2 separate regions of the Homo sapiens genome follow, and region 1 is linked to region 2. Evidence: read pairs that join two places in POLR2A ChIA-PET (ENCODE). Cell type or tissue: GM12878. All regions are shown on one strand. Each heading gives the region's core, and the rest is flanking DNA. Links, peaks and the distances in the headings are about the cores only. Region 1 has its middle 76 kb from the start of CLDN10-AS1. Region 2 overlaps LOC124903193 (a long non-coding RNA gene).

Evidence for each region. Peaks named below come from ENCODE experiments on the same cell type or tissue, not always from the same donor. Only the 100,000 strongest peaks of a DNase experiment are listed, where the experiment ranks them.
Region 1: POLR2A ChIA-PET joins it to region 2 with 7 read pairs; 1 of 35 experiments calls an interaction of 5 or more read pairs at or near these places.

What each region holds. Positions count from the first base shown.
Region 1 is chr13:95,455,670-95,460,065 of GRCh38, reverse strand. It overlaps a transcript of CLDN10 not described here. Among named protein-coding and RNA genes, the nearest start is that of CLDN10-AS1, 76 kb to the left of the region's middle. RefSeq lists an enhancer at 2,376-2,435. In GM12878, for the core only: no CTCF peak of the experiment used is centred there; a DNase peak (open chromatin) is centred at 2,575; H3K4me3 peaks cover 885 bases; H3K27ac peaks cover 1,381 bases.
Region 2 is chr13:95,384,814-95,389,209 of GRCh38, reverse strand. All of the region lies in intron 1 of LOC124903193 (a long non-coding RNA gene), which reads left to right. Among named protein-coding and RNA genes, the nearest start is that of ABCC4, 86 kb to the right of the region's middle. RefSeq lists a silencer at 2,564-2,683. In GM12878, for the core only: no CTCF peak of the experiment used is centred there; no DNase peak of the experiment used is centred there; H3K4me3 peaks cover 455 bases; H3K27ac peaks cover 1,173 bases.

The sequences.
Region 1 (4,396 bases), core at 125-4,124, 71 kb before region 2:
AAGAGACTGGAAGCACTTTGCCCCTGCCCTAGAGATCTGTGGAAATTTGAACTTGAGAGAGATGATTTAGGGTATCTGGCAGAAGAAATTTCTAAGAAGCAAAGTGTTCAAGAGGTAACTTGGGTGCTCTTGAAAGCATTCAGTTGTATGCATTCACAAAGAGATGATTTGGAATTGTAACTTATATTTAAATGGGAAGCAGAGCATAAAGTTTAGAAAATTTGCAGCCTGACAATGCAATATAAAAGAAAACCCCATTTTCTGGGGAGAAATTCAAGCAGGCTGGAAAAATTTGCATAAGTAATGAGGAACCAAATGTTAGTCACCAAGACAATGGAGAAGATGTCTCCAGGGCATGTCAGAGGTCTTCATGGCTGCCCCTTCCATCACAGGCCTGGAGGCCTAGGAGGAAAAACTGGTTTCATGGGCCAGATCCAGGGTCTTGCTACTTTGTCCAGTCTCAGGACTTGGTGCCCTGCATCCTAGCCATGGCTAAAATGGGCCAATGTACAGCGCAGACCATTGTTTCAGAGGGTGCAAGTCCCAAGCCTTGGCAGTTTACACATTGTGTTGGGCCTTCAGGTGCACAGAAGTTAATAATTGAGGTTTGAGAACCTCTGCCTAGATTTCAGAGGATGTATGGAAATGCCCAGATGTCCAGGAAGAAGTTTGTGGCAGGGGTGGAGCCCTCATGGAGAACCTCTGGTAGGGTAGTGTGGAAGGGAAAGGTGGGGTCAGAGCCCCCACACAGAGTCCCTACTAGGGCATAGCCTAGTGGAGCTGTGAGAAGAGGGCCACTGTCCTCCAGACCCCATAATGGTAGATCTACTGACGGCTTACACCATGCACCTGGAAAAGTTGCAGACACTCAACGCCAGCCTGTGAAAGCAGCCAGGAGTGGGGTTGTACCCTGCAATGCCACAGGAACAGAGCTGTCCAAGGCCATGGGAGACCACCTCTTGCATCAGTGTGACCTGGATGTAGGACATGGCGTCAAAGGAGATATTTTGGAGCTCTAAGATTTAATGACTGCCCCACTGAATTTGGACTTGCATGGGGTCTGTAGCCCCTTTGTTTTGGCCAATTTCTCCCATTTGTAACAGGTGTATTTACCCAGTGCTGTACTCCCATTGCATCTCAGAAGTAACTAACTTGCTTTTGATTTTACAGGCTCATAGGTGGAAGGTACTTGACTTGTTTCAGATGAGACTTTGGATTTGGACTTTTGGGTTAATACTGGAATGAGTTAAGAATTTGGGGGACAATTGGAAAGGCATGATTATGTTTTGAAATGTGAGGACATGAGATTTGGGAGGGGCTGGGGCAGAATGATGTGGTTTGGCTGTGTCCCCACCCAAAATCTCATCTTGAATTGTGATCCCCATAATCCCCATAATCCCTGTGTGTCAAGGGAGAGACCAGGTGGAGGTAATTGAATCATGGGAGCAGTTTCCCCCATGCTCTTCTGGTAATAGTGAGTTTTCACAAGATCTGATAGTTTTATAAGAGGTTCTTCCCCCTTCACTCATCACTTCTCCTTCCTGCTGCCTGTGAAGAAGGTGGCTTGCTTCCCCTTCACCTTCCACCATGACTGTAAGTTTCCTGAGGCCTTTCCAGCCATGCAGAAGCATGAGTTGATTAAACCTCTTTCCTTTATAAATTACCCAGTCTCAAGTATTTCCTTATAGCAATGTGAAAATGAACTAATACAGCCATGATCACCACTGCACTCCAGCCTGGGTCACAGAGCAACACTTTGTCTCAAAAAACAAAACAACAAGAACAACAAAAACACGGAGGCTATTTCTCTACCTCTTGACTCTGTGTTTGGCCATATGACTTGCTTTGACCAATGGGATGTCATAGACATGATACAATCAGAGGTCTACACAACCACTCATGTAATTGAGCTTGTTTTGCTGTGTTTTTGCCATGAAAAGTATATGCTCAGGCAAGCCTACTGTTCTAGGAGGTAGACAGGTAGAGCAGAACCAAGTCACCCCAGCCAACCTCATCTAAGGTCAGCCAACCCCCATTAGACCCCAGGTGCATAAGTTGAGTCCAGTTGAGATCAGCAAAGTCCAGCCTAGATTAGCTGAACTTCACAGGTACAAGAAATGAATGTTCATTATTGTTGTTGACCATGAGGATCTGTGGTTGTTGGTTACATAGCAATTTTCTGACAATAGCTAACTCACAGGTTGACTTATTTTCAACATACCCTAATGAGATGACAGAGATTGCTGCAGATATGCCCAGTGCAGTTTTGGCTTCCTAGAGGGTCTTCAAGAGAGTACACCCTAGAAAAAGGGCAGAAACCATCACTATATACCCAGGCTGCCTCTTCTGTTTGGAAGAGATTCTTATTTGAAAACCATTCATATGCCAGGCTAGTGGCATCCCCAGCGAAACTGAGGGTCAGAAAATAATATCTGATAACTGGGAAGAACTAAGGTCATTTCTAGTTGCAGAGTATCTGAAACTCGAGTAGGAAACTAGAGAATGGAACAAATAGTGGTAGCAACAGGGAATCCCCCTACATCAGTATGTGATTCACCAAGTACAAGGTCAAACAGATAACCACAACTGCTCTGTCAGTTCCCAAGACTGCACAGAACACAGAGCCCCAGCACCTTGCTTTGGTCCTCCCTGAGTTTCTACACACCTGGCTTCTCAACGAAAGAGGATCCATTTGCATACGAAACAAACTCTGCAATGTAGAAGATGGCTGTTTGATCTGAAGCAGATTTTGTAAGCTTGTGCAATGGTAAGAACATAATTTAACTCAACAATTTTTTTTTAGTAACTTATTAATGCTGAAAACTGGAATAATCTCCAGAGATGTGGATGGACTAGGAATTGGATCTGCCTCCATATGCCAGGGTTAAGACATAGTCCTGCTAAAGAAACAAGCAAATGCATACACAACAACAGAGGTGACCAGAAGATGGGTGCAATAAAATGCTTCTGGATCACAGGAACACTTGCGGGACCGAGACGCAACAGGAAGGCTGTGGGAGGAAGTGCTTTTGCAGAGGAACATGATGAGTTTGGTTTAGGACCTATGCTATTTACAGCCTGGCAGAGACTCCATCTGTCTTACATATTTGTACATATCAGCTCCATCTTTTTCCTATTTCTCATTCTGCTTCAATCCTGCCTGCAAATTTAAATCTCCCTTGGAGAATAGACAAAATAACTTGCTTTTTTGTGATCTGTCTTTACAAACAAAGCAAAATGCCTTATGCATAGGAGATGCCTAATGAATGTTTTCATTTTGTTTTTGTTTCATTTTGTTTTGTTTCGTTTTGTGCAGGGTCTCCCTCTGTAGCACAAGCTGGAGTGTAGTGGCATGATGACAGTTCACTGCAGCCTTGAATTCCTAGGCTCAAGCAATCCTCCCATCTCAACCTCTTAAGTAACTGAGACTAAGCTGTGCTCCATCATGACCAGCTAATTTTTTTTTTAATTTTTTGTGGAGACAGGCGTCTTATTATGTTGCCCAAGCTGGTCTTGAACTCCTGGCCTTAAGCAATCCTCCTGCCTCAGCCTCTCAAAGTGCTGAGATTACAAGAGTGAGTCACCATGCTAGGCTGATTTTTGTTGCATGAAGGAATAAATACATATTTGAATATTCTTGGACAGGGGTTTCACCTCTGCTTCCTGGAGTTCCTTAGAGAAAAGTGGGGTGGAATAGGAGAGTAGATATGGGAAAGGGGTTGGGAGATTTGTGGAGACAAGGAACAGACAAGGAATAGGTAAGAAAGCAGCGTTGGCAGAACCCAGAATTAAGATTTTTGTGAAAGTAAAGACAGGGAGTAAAGATGGGAGACGATTTACTTGGATGTGCAGATAGCAAGTGTAGTTTAATACCTACAAGATATGAAATTAAAAGTTTCACCCCAAATGATACACAATTTTATTGCCTCTGGCATCACAATAAATAAAAGCCTCTTTCAGCTTTTTTGTACCTGCCTCTGGCCTGATGCAGTCATTTTTATTGCACTGGATGGCATCTGTATTTATTATCAAACCAGGGGATTTCTGCTAAGTCATCTTGAAGTCTAACTTAGCTAGCACAACATGCTGTTTCATAATTAAATTAAAATTGCAGGATGTTTTGGATTAGAAGAATCTTCCTTCAGCCAGGCCTGAGGTTGGTAAGGGAGTGTGACCTGTATGAAATAGAATTCCCTCATCCAAAACATCCGGAACATTTCACTGGATTAATTTGTAACTCACTGGGAGATTTTTAGTTCAATTTGCTAAAGATTTTCTGTTTCCATTTCTCTTTTCAATTCAGGTCAATATACAGTTATTCAACTCTCTTATTGAAAATGATATGAAAAGTGTTATTGAGTCCAAAGAATAAACAAAATGAAAGGTAAAATGCAAA
Region 2 (4,396 bases), core at 160-4,159:
CAACAGGATCTCAAAAAGATATTTGCACACCTTTGTTCACTGCAACAGCATTCACAATAGCCAAGAGGTGGAAGCAACTCAAATGTGCATTGATGGTTGAATGGATAATGAAAATGTGGTATGTTCATACAATGGAATAATATTCAGCTTTAGAAAAGAAAGAAATCCTGTCATAAGCTACAACATGGATGAAGCTTGAAGGCATTAAATGAAACAAGCCAATCACAAAAACATAAGTGCTGCATAAAGCCACTCACATGAGATGTATAAAGTAATTAAACTCAGAAACAGAAAAGTAGAGTGGCGGTCTCCAGGGGCCAGAGGGAGAGGAAAAAGGGAAGTTGTTCAATGGGCATAGAGTTTCAGTCATGCAAGATGAAGAAGTTCTAGAGATCTGTTTTACAACAGTATGCTTATAGTTAACAATACTGAAAACTTAAAATTGTTAAGAAGATAAATTTATATTGTGTTCTTTACTGCAATTCCAAAAAAGCAACAGAGGCTCATACTACAACACGGATGAAACTTGATGACATTATGTTAAGTGAAATAAGCCAGTCACAAAAGGACAGATACTGGATGATTCTACTCACATGAGGTACCTAAGAGTAATCAAATTCATAGAGACAGAAAGTAGAAGGGTGGTTGCCAGGGACTAGCAGAAAGGGATAATGGGGAGTTATTTATGCAGGGAAGGGGGAATGGGGAGTTAACAGGTACAGAGTTTCAGTTTGGGAAGATGAAAAAGTTCTGGAGAGGGATGCAGTGGTGGTTGCATAACACTATGAATATACTTAATGCCACTGAAACATAAGCTTAGAATGGTTAAAATGAAAAATTTTATTATGTATGTTTTACTATAATTTTTTTAAAGGAAAAACAAAACAAAACAAAACTGTGGAGGCCCTCCAGAAAGCCTAGATGAGACGATTTATAGATGGCAGAGAAAATACAAAATAGCAGGAAGAAGCGAGGTATAGGCACCACACTCTGCCCATCCCCATCACTTTCCATGTCTGGTAATTCCTTGTCTTGAGCTCATTCGGTTTGGAGCCAGAAAACCTTCTAGATTCCATGAGCACTAGCTTTCCCCCACCACCGCTCCCCCTGTGTTTTTTGTGTGCAGACGTCGTTTTTCTTCTCTTGCAGGAAAGCTTGCCAAACTAAAGAACAGGCAATTAAGAACTGGTGTTGTTAACAGATTATTTCTGTTTTCATTCATAATAACAGAGCTTCCAATTTCAATATGGAAACAACATCTTGATTTCTACAATAAATCCAAAACACAGAAAGAATGGAATTAATTGAAGATCTCCTTTGGCCTTTGCCCAAGTTGGCTGTGGGAGAGTTTGGCAGGGTACAGGAACATCTCTTGGAGAAATCAGCTGACACAAAAAAATCCATGCAGCAGAGCTCCCTAGGGAAGGAGATCAAATGAATTCAGAACTTGATTTAGGCCAGACCTGGTGGCTCATGCCTGTAATCCCAACACTTTGAGACACTGAGGAAGGAGGATCGCTTGAACCCAGGAGTTTAAGACCAATCTGGAAAACATAGCAAGACCCTGTCTCTATTAAATAAAGATAACAAAATAAAACATTTTTAAAAGAAAAAAAATATTGTGAACCTAGACTGGAATAAATATTATACACACACACACACACACACACACACACACACACACACACATATAGTAAAGTAGAGTGGTGGTTTCCAGGGGCCAGAGGGAGAGGCAAAAGGGAAGTTGTTCAATGGGTGTAGAGTTTCAGTCATGCAAGATGAAGAAGTTCTAGAGATCTGTTTTACAACAATGTGTTTATAGTTAACAATACTGAACACTTAAAATTGTTAAAAAGATAAATTTATATTGTGTTCTTCATTGCAATTCCAAAAAAGCAACAGAGGCTCATACTACAACAAGGATGAACCTTGATGACATTATGTTAAGTGAAATAAGCCAGTCACAAAAGGACAAATACTGGATGATTCTACTCACATGAGGTACCTAAGAGTAATCAAATTCATAGAGACAAAAAAATTATATATATATATATAATTGACATGAAGTGTCACTCTTGTTGCCCAGGCTGGAGTGCAATCATGCGATCTTGGCTCACTGCAACCTCTGCCTCCTGGTTCAAGTGATTCTCCTGCCTCAGCCTGCCAAGTAGCTGGGATTACAGGTGCCTACCATAATGCCCGGCTAATTTTTTGTATTTTTAGTAGAGATGGGGTTTTACCATTTTGGCCAGGCTGGTCTCGAACTTCTGGCCTCAAGTGATCCACCCACCTCAGCCTCCCAAAGTGCTGGGATTAAAGGTGTGAGCCACCATGCCTGACCAATAAAATACATTTTTAAAAAGGAAGAAAAATAAGAACTTGATGCAAGGATCACATGGGAACGTGCCAAAGACATTGCTAGTAGCTGCAGCAAAATGCCTCCCACACCGAGAATGGAGAAAAGAGACTCCTACAAACCTCACCAAGGGCTGTTCCTGACTTTGGGGAATGTATCCTACTCACCCATTTATGACCACCTTTTTCCTACAGAGATGTAAGCACCTGATGAGTTCTTCCTGCCCACTGCACAGACAGATCAACCCACTGAGACTGAGGCATTGCAGTAAAGAGTTTAATTGACATGAAGCCAGCACACATGTGAGAACTGGAGTTATTACTCAAATCTGTCTCTCCTCCCTCCCAGCGCCTACCAAAGGTTCAGGTGTTAGAGGTTCTTTTTTTTTTTTTTTTGAGATGGAGTCTCCCTCTGTCGCCCAGGCTGGAGTATAGTGGTACAATCTTGGCTCACTGCAAACTCTGCCTCCCGAGTTCAAGCAATTCTCCTGTCTCAGCCTCTCGAGTAGCTGAGATCACAGGCATGTGCCACCACACCCAGCTGATTTTTGTATTTTTAGTAGAGACGGGTTTTGCCATGTTGACCAGGCTGGTCTCAAACTCCTGACCATAAGTGATCCACCTGTCTTGGCCTCCCAAAGTGCTGGGATTACAGGCATGAGCCACCTCACCCAGCCTAGAGGTTCTTATAGACAATTTAGTGGGCAGAGGGCTAGGGAATGGGCACTGATGATTGGTTGGGGATGAAATCATAGGGGTGTAGGAAAGGGTCCTCATGTGCCAAGTCTACCTCTGGATGGGGCCAGTCACAAAAGGACAAATACTGGATGATTCTACTCACATGCTGAGTCATGACTCACAAGTCTGGGTGGGGTCAGTCTGAAAAACATCTCACAAAAACCCAATCTTAGGTTCTGCAATAATGAAGTTATTTATAGGAGAAATTGAGAAGGTCACCAATCTTGACCCTCTGGCCACATGCCCCTGGAACAGCAAAGGATTATAAAAAGTCCTCCTATCGTGTGACCTCTGGCCATGACCTGAGCAGTAAGGGCTTACAGAAACCACACTTATTTTAGGACCTCTTGTTAGTCTTACAAAGGTGGTTTCAGCCCTGAAAACAGGGAGAGGATTCATTTTAGAGTGGACTGTCATCATCCTTGTTTCAAAGTTAAACTATAAACTAAATTCCTCCCAAAGTTGGCTTAGCCTACACCCAGGAATGCCCAAAGACAGCCTGAAGGTCAGAAGCAAGATGGAGTCAACCATGTCAGATTTGCTCACTGTCATAATTTTGCAAGGGTGGTTTCAGAGATACAGCAAATTCCTCATTGCCTTCCCCAGAAGATCGAGGCTGAGGCCAGCAGAAGATCACCATGCCTCTGCAACCAGCCTCCTGATGTTTGAGTGGACTTATGCCTAAGAGTGGGAGACAATGATGGAGAGAGTTTGAATGAGAGCTCCCAAGCCTCCTAGCAGATCCTCCCCTGTCCACTTCTGCCATCATCTCCGCCCTTCTCTTCCCATCTGCCCTTGTATCCTGCCCGTGGGCTTCAAATGGATTCAGGACTTCTCCAGAGTTCTACCACAGACTCAAAATCATTCTGAAGTGAACTTATACGTGGTTTAAAAGTATGTTTCTTGATATTTGAGCAGCTTTACCCATAAGAGCAAGTGAAGGAGGGGAGGGGACAGAAATGGGATGAGGGTCAGAGGTATTGATTTGTTACTTCTCTCTGCTTTTAAATTGGGGTATGGGGCATGGAACATGATGCAAAAACAATCATCATAGCGTTTTTGCCAGAACCAGGCCCCCTAAAATTGTGACAGGTAGGAAAAGTTGCCATGACCACCCCTCCCAATGCTCTAGGCCTCCCTTAAAATTAGTTTTAATTGTTTGGTTTTAAATGTTGGATAGATGCCAGGCACGGTGACTCACACCTGTAATCCCAGCACTTTGGGAGACCGAGGAGGGTGGTTCAACTGAGGTCAGGAGTTCAAGACCAGCCTGACCAACATGGAGAAAACCCTGTCTGTACTA